2 separate regions of the Homo sapiens genome follow, and region 1 is linked to region 2. A link is an interaction called in ENCODE POLR2A ChIA-PET data of the cell type or tissue named here. Cell type or tissue: GM12878. All regions are shown on one strand.

What was found. ChIA-PET counts read pairs that join two places held together with the same protein. Peaks named below come from ENCODE experiments on the same cell type or tissue, not always from the same donor. Only the 100,000 strongest peaks of a DNase experiment are listed, where the experiment ranks them.
Region 1: POLR2A ChIA-PET joins it to region 2 with 10 read pairs; 3 of 35 experiments call an interaction of 5 or more read pairs at or near these places.

The regions. Positions count from the first base shown.
Region 1 is chr4:86,906,029-86,911,028 of GRCh38, forward strand. It overlaps a transcript of C4orf36 not described here. Among named protein-coding and RNA genes, the nearest start is that of C4orf36, 16 kb to the left of the region's middle. In GM12878, no CTCF peak of the experiment used is centred here; no DNase peak of the experiment used is centred here; H3K27ac peaks cover 428 bases.
Region 2 is chr4:87,114,516-87,119,515 of GRCh38, forward strand. AFF1 (ALF transcription elongation factor 1) reads left to right here. Exons shown (of 21, transcript NM_001166693.3): 12 at 1-784. Among named protein-coding and RNA genes, the nearest start is that of KLHL8, 100 kb to the right of the region's middle. In GM12878, no CTCF peak of the experiment used is centred here; no DNase peak of the experiment used is centred here.

The DNA.
Region 1 (5,000 bases), 210 kb before region 2:
CTGATTCCTGTTTGATGAACCTGAAGATGATTAGTCAGCAAACCGGGGCTAGGTGGGATGGGCCCATCAGTAATCCTGACTACCTCAGAGGGCATAAGGGCCACTGACCTTCAGAACTCAGCCATTTCCCGGGATATGCTCAGATCCGCAATAAACTGGGAACAAATTCTAATGATTAGGAAGGATTTTAAAATCAATGTTTATTAAAGAGGAGGGCCCTGCATGTTTCTATTTCTCTCTACAGAGAGCTTTTATGGCCTTTAATGTAGAGTAGATTGAACAATACTTCTCAGAGGAAGCTCTCTGGAATCCATAAGAATTAAGTGGGGAATGACGTTAAAATGCATATTACCAGGCTCTGACCTCAAATATTCGGATTCAGATAGTATGGGCCAGGGATCAAGAATCAGCTTTTTAGGCCAGGCATGGTGGCTTAGGCCTGTAATCTCAGCATTTTGGGAGGCCAAGGCAGGCAGATTGCTTGAGGCCCGGAGTTCGAGACCAGCCTGGGCAACATGGCAAAACCTAATCTCTACCAAAAACACAAAAATTAGCTGGGTGTGGTGGTGCATGTCTGTAATCCCAGCTTCTTGGGAGGCTGAGGCATGAGAATTGCTTGAACTGGGGAGGAGGTGAAGGTTGCAGGGAGTTGAGATCGCATCGCTACACTCCAGCCTGGGCAACACAGCAAGACGGTCTCAAAAAAAAAAAAAAAAAAAAAAAAGAATTGGCTGGGCACGGTGCCTCACACCTGTAATCCCAGCACTTTGGGAGGCCAAGGCAGGCAGATCACTTGAGGTCAGGAATTTGAGGCCAGCCTGGCCAACATGGCAAAACCCCATCTCTACTAAAAATACAAAAATTAGCCAGGCATGGTAGTGCACACCTGTAATCCCAACTACTAGGGAGGCTGAGGCAGGAGAATTGCTTGAACCCAGGGGGCGGAGGTTGCAGTGAGCCAAGATTGCACCACTGCACTCCTGCCTTGGTGACAGAGCAAGACTCCATCTCAAAAATAAATAAATAAATATTAAAATAAAAATTTAAAAAAAGAATCAGCTTTTTACAAGTAAGTGTTTAAGGTGATTCTCTGTCAGATGTTTTTAGACATTTCTCCAAGAGTGGCCCAGAGACCACTGGTGTGAGATGATCACTTAGAGTCTTGTGAAAAATACAAATTTCCTAGACATCCTGAATTTTAGTAGGGAAAAGGGCGATAGGGAGTGGAGCCCAGGATTCTGCATTTTAAAGAGGCTTCCCAGTTAAAAGTTTACTGGCAAATGTTAAGAACCACCTGCCTAGGGAATAATAAAATGTTCTCTTGGAGAGGAGGGAGGGGATCAGGAAAAATATTATAACTAGATATAATGGATACTAGGCTTAATAGCAGGGTGATGAAATAATCTGTGTACCAAACCCCCATGACACATGTAACAAACCTTCACATCCTACACATGAACCCCTGAACTTAAAATAGAAGTTGAAAAAAATGTTGTCTTGAATGGGCCATGACCTGGAAGATCTGTTTCTGCTAAATCTCATTAAGCTACTTTGGGGGTATTTTCATGAGGAAACACAACACAAAGACTCAAGGGAGGAATGAAAAAGAGACAGGGCACTGTTTAAGGACAGGAGTTTGGTAATAACCAAGAATGGTATCACATCAGGCCAGGTGTGGTGCCTCACACCTGTAATCCTAGCACTTTGGGAGGCCAAGGCGGGTGGATCACTTGAGGCCAGGAGTTCGAGACCAACATGACAAAACCCCATCTATCCTAAAAATACAAAAAATTAGCCAGGCATGGTAGCGCACGCCTGTAATCCCAGCTGCTCAGGAGGCTGAGGCAGGAGAATTGCTTGACCCGAGGAGCAGAGGTTGCAGTGAGCCGAGATCATGCCACTGCACTCCAGCCTGGGTGACTGTGCCTCAGAAAAAAAAAAAAAAGAGAAAAAAAGAAATGGTGTCACATCAAATAATTTGTATAAAGTTTCTCCAGTGGGAGGGCCACAACACATTTGCTCCCTACTCATCCTTGCTTTGCCTGCAGAGAGCACAATTTTTCTTACACATAGATGCTCAATAAGTATCTGTTGAATTGTTTTGAATGTATTCCCCTTTGGAGAACTATACTTTCAACATACACACACACACACACACACACACACACACACACACACACACACACACACGTTGCTGGTGTTTGGATGAGCATATATGTGTGTTTATGGGTAGGGGCAGAAGAAGTGATGATGAAAGAAAGTGGGTTTGATAAAGGGAGGGAGATAAAATTGAGTGAACTGCTGAGTAGATTTGAGTTATACTTAAGGAAAACGTAACTACAAGTTCTATTTTGGTTTACTTCCTCTCTTGCCCTGGGATCTTAAGCAAGCAAGCTACTTTCGTTTCTCTATTTCAACAGTGTCTTTTTTTTTTTTTTGGAATGTGCCTTGTGGAATTATTTTTAAAAGTAAGTAATATGAGATTGGAAAGCACCTTTTCCTCTTAGCCAAAAGTGTGCAGAAGAGAATTTCCACCATCTGGGCCACTTCAATAAGAGAAGTACACTTACACTCTCTCTCTCTCTCTCTCCCCCTCCCTCCCCCTCCTCAACCTTACTCTCTCTCTCTCCCTCCCTCCCTCCTGAAGATCATTTATTTAGTAAATGTTTATTGAGAATTAATTATATGCTAGAAGCTGTGATAACTTCTGGGATAGCAAACAAGACATGACTACTACCCACTATTGTTGTAGAATCTGGAGAATTCAGGGTCTGAATTCTCAGACGTCGGAAGATCAAAGAAAAGTCACTAACCAGCCCTCCTGGCACAGGTGGGCAAGTTCCAGTGTGAGAAGCCAGGCTTCCAGCTGTCCAAGTGGAAACTCAGCGGGATCCCTCTTAGTGATCAGGGCTTGTACTTGGGAGGAAGTGCTTGTACTTGGTGTGGAGCAGACAGCAAGGACATATGGAACTCACCCCCACCTTTACCTGTCTCTCAATGTGGTGGGGAGTGGGACAAGTTGGGATATGCCAATCTCTCTGTGTCCTTCTCCCATAGAATGGCTGCTGGTTCACATCTATCTCCCATGACCCATATCTCATGCAGGCTCCTCTTTTTCTAACTTTTAACACAAATTATTCAGGGAAGGGGATTCTGGGAACTATAGTTCCAACTTAGCCAAGCTAACACCATTACATATGAGGAGCTGGGTCAAGAAGTGATGAAAGAGAATTCTCAAGACACCAACACTTGGCTGAAGGTGTCAAAATCAAAGTAAAGATTCTAAGCAAAAGTGCTTGTTCAGGTCCCAAGCCGTTTGCAACTTCTCAAAAGCTTCTTTGAGTGGTCTCCTGTGTCAGCACTAGAATTTTCCTACATAACAAACAGCAAACCGGCTGCAGGAAGGTAGAAGTCAGCTGGTAAATAAATATATGGCTGATACCCAATACAGTGACCACAGGCGCAACAATTAAGGATGATCACTGAATTTCTATATCTCAGTGCGACACGATAGCTATTAACAATCACTTTAAATTCTAATTTTTTATCAGATTTAGATTTATGAGGTATGGAATACTCCTCTGTTCAAATATTTATTAATGCTTACTATAAGCCTCGTGAAAGTGAAACATCCTACTAAACTCTGTATGAACCAACTACACACCCTTCTATCAGTCCTTGCTTACAACACCTCAAATCCCCTGCCCAACTGTGCCAGATTCTCTGCAAGACTTACAGTAAATAAAACCTAGCGATACACTGAGCCACATGATAAAGTCACAAGCTCTTCGCCCAGAAAGATTGAGCGTAATTCCTTAAATTAAGGTGATTTGGAGCCAGGTGCCTGGGCAACAGAGGAAGACTTAAAAAAAAAAAAAAAAAAAAAAAAGGTTATTTGGTTAAAAATAGCGGAACTTCTAGGGAACTAATTTAAACTGAAAGTGGGATTTATAATAAAGATACTGGCTTATCTCATTGGACACAAGCACAGGAATGCAGCCAGCCCTCAGGCAGAGACTGAAATAAAGAAGTAGAAGGAGCACCCCACTGCATTTCATTTCTGCTTCTCTCTGTGCACTTGCCCCTTCTGCCTGCAAGCTGAATTTTTCTGTTCTTCAAAACACAAGATGAAGCTGGGTGTGGTTCCTCATGCCTGTAATCCCAGCACTTTCGGAGGCCAAGGCGGGCAGATCACTTGAGACCAGGAGTTTGCGTCTCTACTAACAACACAAAATTAGCCAGGTGTGGTGGCTTGCACCTGTAATCCCAGCTACTCAGGAGGCTGAGGCAGGAGAATCACTTGAACCCGGGAGGTGGAGTTTGCAGTGAGCTGAGATCGCACCATTGCACTCCATCCTGGGCAACAGCGCAAGACTCTGTCTCAAAAAAAATTAAAAATTAAAAAATTAAAATGTTTTTAATGGCAGAATATAAAAAGTAACAATCTTTTGCAAAACGGAGAAAGAAGGAAGACCTAGGGAAAGTGCTTAGGTAGAAATGTGAAAATATCATCCCAAGGGACAGGGTGTGACTGACCTCTATTGGTTGTAGCAGATTATTTGTTAGGAGGTCATCGAATGCCATCTAAGAAGTGTGAAGTTGATCCTGGAAGAAACAGGATTTGAGGAGTCAGTGTGCTGTGGCATAACCAGATTTATGCTTAGAAAAAGGGAAATCGGTCCATGGCAAGACGGAGAATGGTTTAGAGGACATAAAAGCTAGGGGCAGGAAGTCAAGTTAGAAAGTTTTGCATGAGGCCGGGCACAGTGGCTCATGTCTGTAATCCCAGCACTTCGGGAGGCCGAGGCGGGTGGATCACGAGGTCAAGAGATCAAGACCATCCTGGCCAACATGGTGAAACCCCTGCTGTACTAAAGATACAAAAAAAATAGCTAAAAAAAAAAAATAGCTGAGCGTGGTGGCTTGCACCTGTAGTCCCAGCTACTCAGGGGGCTGAGGCAGGAGGATTGCTTGAACCTGGGAGGCAGAAGTTGTAGTGG
Region 2 (5,000 bases):
GGAGCATTCTGAATCCAAAGATCCTCCCCCTAAAAGCTCCAGCAAAGCCCCCCGGGCCCCACCCGAAGCCCCCCACCCCGGAAAGAGGAGCTGTCAGAAGTCTCCGGCACAGCAGGAGCCCCCACAAAGGCAAACCGTTGGAACCAAACAACCCAAAAAACCTGTCAAGGCCTCTGCCCGGGCAGGTTCACGGACCAGCCTGCAGGGGGAAAGGGAGCCAGGGCTTCTTCCCTATGGCTCCCGAGACCAGACTTCCAAAGACAAGCCCAAGGTGAAGACGAAAGGACGGCCCCGGGCCGCAGCAAGCAACGAACCCAAGCCAGCAGTGCCCCCCTCCAGTGAGAAGAAGAAGCACAAGAGCTCCCTCCCTGCCCCCTCTAAGGCTCTCTCAGGCCCAGAACCCGCGAAGGACAATGTGGAGGACAGGACCCCTGAGCACTTTGCTCTTGTTCCCCTGACTGAGAGCCAGGGCCCACCCCACAGTGGCAGCGGCAGCAGGACTAGTGGCTGCCGCCAAGCCGTGGTGGTCCAGGAGGACAGCCGCAAAGACAGACTCCCATTGCCTTTGAGAGACACCAAGCTGCTCTCACCGCTCAGGGACACTCCTCCCCCACAAAGCTTGATGGTGAAGATCACCCTAGACCTGCTCTCTCGGATACCCCAGCCTCCCGGGAAGGGGAGCCGCCAGAGGAAAGCAGAAGATAAACAGCCGCCCGCAGGGAAGAAGCACAGCTCTGAGAAGAGGAGCTCAGACAGCTCAAGCAAGTTGGCCAAAAAGAGAAAGGTGAGTGTGGGGAGACTGCCCTGACTCCAGCGTGGACCATCCTTGCTGTTGGCCTGGCGGTATCTTTGATCGGCCTTTGATTTAGGCCCAGTTGAGTTGTCTCACAAGTCTTTGCTTTGATTCGCTGTAGCCTTTGCATCTTCTTCCAGCATTACCTGTCTGGACTTTGCTTCTCATTCTGCAGATGGGCATTAACACGTGTTATGTCCTTCCATCGGTCTTGCTAGTTTGAAAAAAGGTGAGGCAGTCATTAAAAACAATAGCTTCTTTTAGGATAATGTAGCATCTAGGGCCGCCCCCAACCCACCTCTTTTTTTTTTTTTTTTCCAAAGACAGGCCCTTGCTCTGTTGCCAGGCTGGAGTGCAGTGGTGCGATCTTGGCTCACTGCAGCCCCTACCTCTGGGGTGAAACGATCCTCCTACCTCAGCCTCCTGAGTAGCTGGGACCACAGGTGTGTGCCACCACACCCGGCTAATTTTTGTATTTTTTTTGTAGAGGTGGGGTTTTGCCATGTTGGCCAGGCTGCTCTTGAACATCTGAGCTCAAGTTATCCACCCGCCTCTGCCTCTGCCTCCCAAAGTGATGGGATTACAGGCCTAAGACACGATGCCCAGCCTCATTTTCATTTATTCTTGTAACTGGCATTTACCACCTGACCCATTAGGTTTTGCCTTAGTAGTTGAGATCTGATCTGAATTGAAATGTTAATTCATATTCTGAATTATTAAAAGAACGGCTCTATACAAATTTTACTCTCATAGTAGGATCTTTTATACCAATATCACATCCATATTTTAACGCATGACCATACAACACCTCTTTACAGTTACTAACATGTGGTTAGTGTCTCATTGAGTAATATAGGCTGATAATGGCACGTTGCAAAGTGTTGACCATATCATTTTATTTATTATAATTTTGGAAGATTCTTTTGGATACAGAATGGACAGAGTAACAAAATTGCTGCATTATTTAAGATTGTCTGTTACTTGAACATGCCACTGTTTTAGACAGGCTCCTTCCTTTTATTTTGAATCACTTGAGTTCCTGTTCTGTTTGTTGCTTTTTCATGATGATGAAAGATTAGTGAGTTTTTCCCCAGTAGCATTCCCAAGCCAACTTGCCCAAGAATCAGAGACAAAGTCACAAGAAGGGCCAACTCTCTCCTGCTGAGAAGGAATAAAATTTTTAACACTCTTGTAAGTATGTGAAAAACTTCTTACTCAGCTGTGGAAGTTGAGCTAAGAATAACAAAGGAAAAAAAGATTATGAAGCCTGCTGTCATGTCTGAGATTTGACTGATTAATCCAGTGCGTTAAAAATATAACACGACTTTACCGAATAGTAAAGGGCGACTGCTTTCTTCAGAACCTCCTTGCAGCAGACTAAAGGATGTGTATTGCCGCCATGTTTGCAGCAGGCAAGTTGAGTGGGATGGGATCCAGTGCTAGTAAGTGCTCTGTCTCAGCTAGAAGAGGGCATATTTTCATGCCAGAAACTTCTTTAAACTTTTTGTATGGGATGGGGTGGGGTGTGTGTGTGTGTGTATGTGTGTGAAAGGTACAAAACTTTATGGAGAAAATTGTGATGGACCTGGTTAGGAAAAAGATACCTGCAGCTGATACACCTGGGAAAACTTCAGGAACACACTCAGGTAGCTCCCTGTCCTGGTAAATCTCTCACCTGTCTCCCAGCTGCTGTGGTCTTGTGTGGTCTCCAGTGCTGACCGTCTGCATTAGCTGGAGTGGGGACAGGTACTCACTTCTGAAAGGATTACCTACCAGGTGGCAATGTTAGAACCCGGAGGATCCCCCAGAGAGCTCAGTCCAGTTCATACCCCAGTGCAAATCTAGAAGTGCAGCTTGTGGCTCTAGAAAGGGAAACTTTCAGCTCTCACTGTTGACTGTGGGAACTGTGCCCTCTATAAGCCGTTCCCAGGTTTTGGCTGAGCACCTCTTGGGCAGCTTATTTATCTTTCTGTTTAGAGCATGCAGAAATAGTGATCCCTTCATCTTAATCGAGTGCATGATTTCTTTAAAGCGCTGTCAAGCTGCTGAGAGATCTGGCCTGGGGAACAGTCTGCCTCCGTGGTACTGTCAGGATTGATGTCTGACCCACTGGTTCCAAACCCCGGCTACACATTACATTCACCTGGTAGCCTTTAGCACTGATGACGGGAATCCCCAACCCCCATTGGTATTTTAAAAATTCCTCTGGTAATCCTAGTGCCTATCAGGGCTGGAAACCACTGAAGCAGAGCCGTACTGCAGGGCCCAAGAGCATACAAAGCTAGTTATTTGGATCCAAAGTTGGTCAAGTGTGCAGTGTTTAGACATCATGATCTAGGCAAACAGAATTCCTGGCCTGAAATATGTCACTAGTTAGAAACATTAGAAGCTTTCAGGTAAATAAATATAAAAAACCAGTCAACCGTATTCTTATTTCTTCGTCAGAGAATCATGTGTCGTTTGGTTTAACTTCCTGCTGGATTCTGGATGGGAGTTGTTGAACATATTAATCTCATTATTTTCTGTAGAGGACAGGTTGTCCCCCCTTCCTCATTAGCGCCCTGACTGCTTGTTAGGGCTCTCTGCCTCTGGCCCTGTGACCAGCACGGTTGCTCCAGCAGGCAGCAGTGTGTGGGCCTGCTCTCCATGGCAGAGACAGGGCTGTGAAGCTTGGGTACTGCTCACATTTGGATAATGAAGATATTTTTCATTGTGTTCATTTTAAATGTGAACATTAGAAAAAACTCTGAGCATATAGTCAGAGGAATAGAAGAACTTGCTTGATCCTTCACATTAGTGGTATTTAGTGTTTTTATTTAAAGGCCTCTTAGAGTCTGTCCCTCTCTTGGCACAAAATTTAGCCAAATATTTTCTTTCAGAAGATTTACAGATCCTTGAATCCACTTCAGACTTAAAAGTGTATGAAGATGATCATAAAGAGTTAATGATGGCTAACAGCTGTGATGAAGCCATTAGACATGGCACCTATAGAAATGCACACGTTTTTTTACTACTCTACAACAGTGGGTAAGGAACAATGCATGAGGAAAAGTAGAGAAAACTGTGAGGGTAAATACGCATGACCTCACGTCGTGTTCTTTACATAAACTACTGAATTTCATCAGTCTGATTACAGTTTAGATTTTCTAATACCAACTTATGTTTTCTTTTAAAATTTTTTTATTTTTAGCTTAGAGACTATTCTGTTAATTACTTATTTTTTAGAGACAGGGTCTCGCTCTGTTGCCCAGGCTGGAATGCAGTGGCATAGCTCACCAACCTCAAACTCCTGGGCTCAGGTGACCCTCCTGCCTCAGCCTCCAGGCACATGCCACTGTACCCAGCTAATTTATTTTTTGTAGAGATGGGGTTTCACTTTGTTGCCCAGGCTGGTCTTGAGCTCTGGGCCTCCAGCAATCCTACCTCAGCCTCCCAAAGCAGTGGCATTACTGGTTGAGGGTAGTTGTCTAGCTCCTTGGTGTTTTGAACAAAGAATTGGACAAAATGCACAAAAAACCAAGGCAGTGAAAGCAGAGATTTATTTTAAATGAAAGTATGCTCCACAGGGTGGGAGCCGGCTGAAGCAAGAGGCTCAGGAACACTGGTTCTTCTGGGGTTTATATGCCTTCTAGAGGTTTCCCATTGGTTTCCCATTGGTTCACTCTAGTGGTCCACGACTAGTCTGATTGGTTGTAGGGGGGACCAATCAGAGTTACTTTCATTTTCCACACAGAAAAAGGAGGGGTTATATCTTATATCCAGTCAGGGTGGGTGGGCCTTAGGTTCCCTGCCTCCAGACCCTATTCTCCTGCCTCACTGGGGTTACAGGCATGAGTCACCATGCCTGGCCTATGTTTTCTTCTTCAGAATTCTTAAACCAAGCTTATTTTTTTCCAGATTTGGAAGAAAAGTTGAACTCAAGAACCACAATATATACAGTAATACACAACCAGGCCAGTGCAATTGGGAGCCCTCTAAAAATGTACCTGGCTGGGCACAGTGGCTCACACTTGTAATCCCTGCCCTTTGAGAGGCTGAGGCGGGTGGATTGCTTGAGCCCAGGAGTTCAAGACCAGCCTGGGCAACTCTGTGAGACACTGTCTCTGAAAAAAAAAAATTAGGCACAGTAGCGCATGCCTGAGGTCCCAGCTACTCGGGAAGCTGTGGTGGGAGGATCACTTGAGCCCAGGAGTTAAAGGTTGCAGGG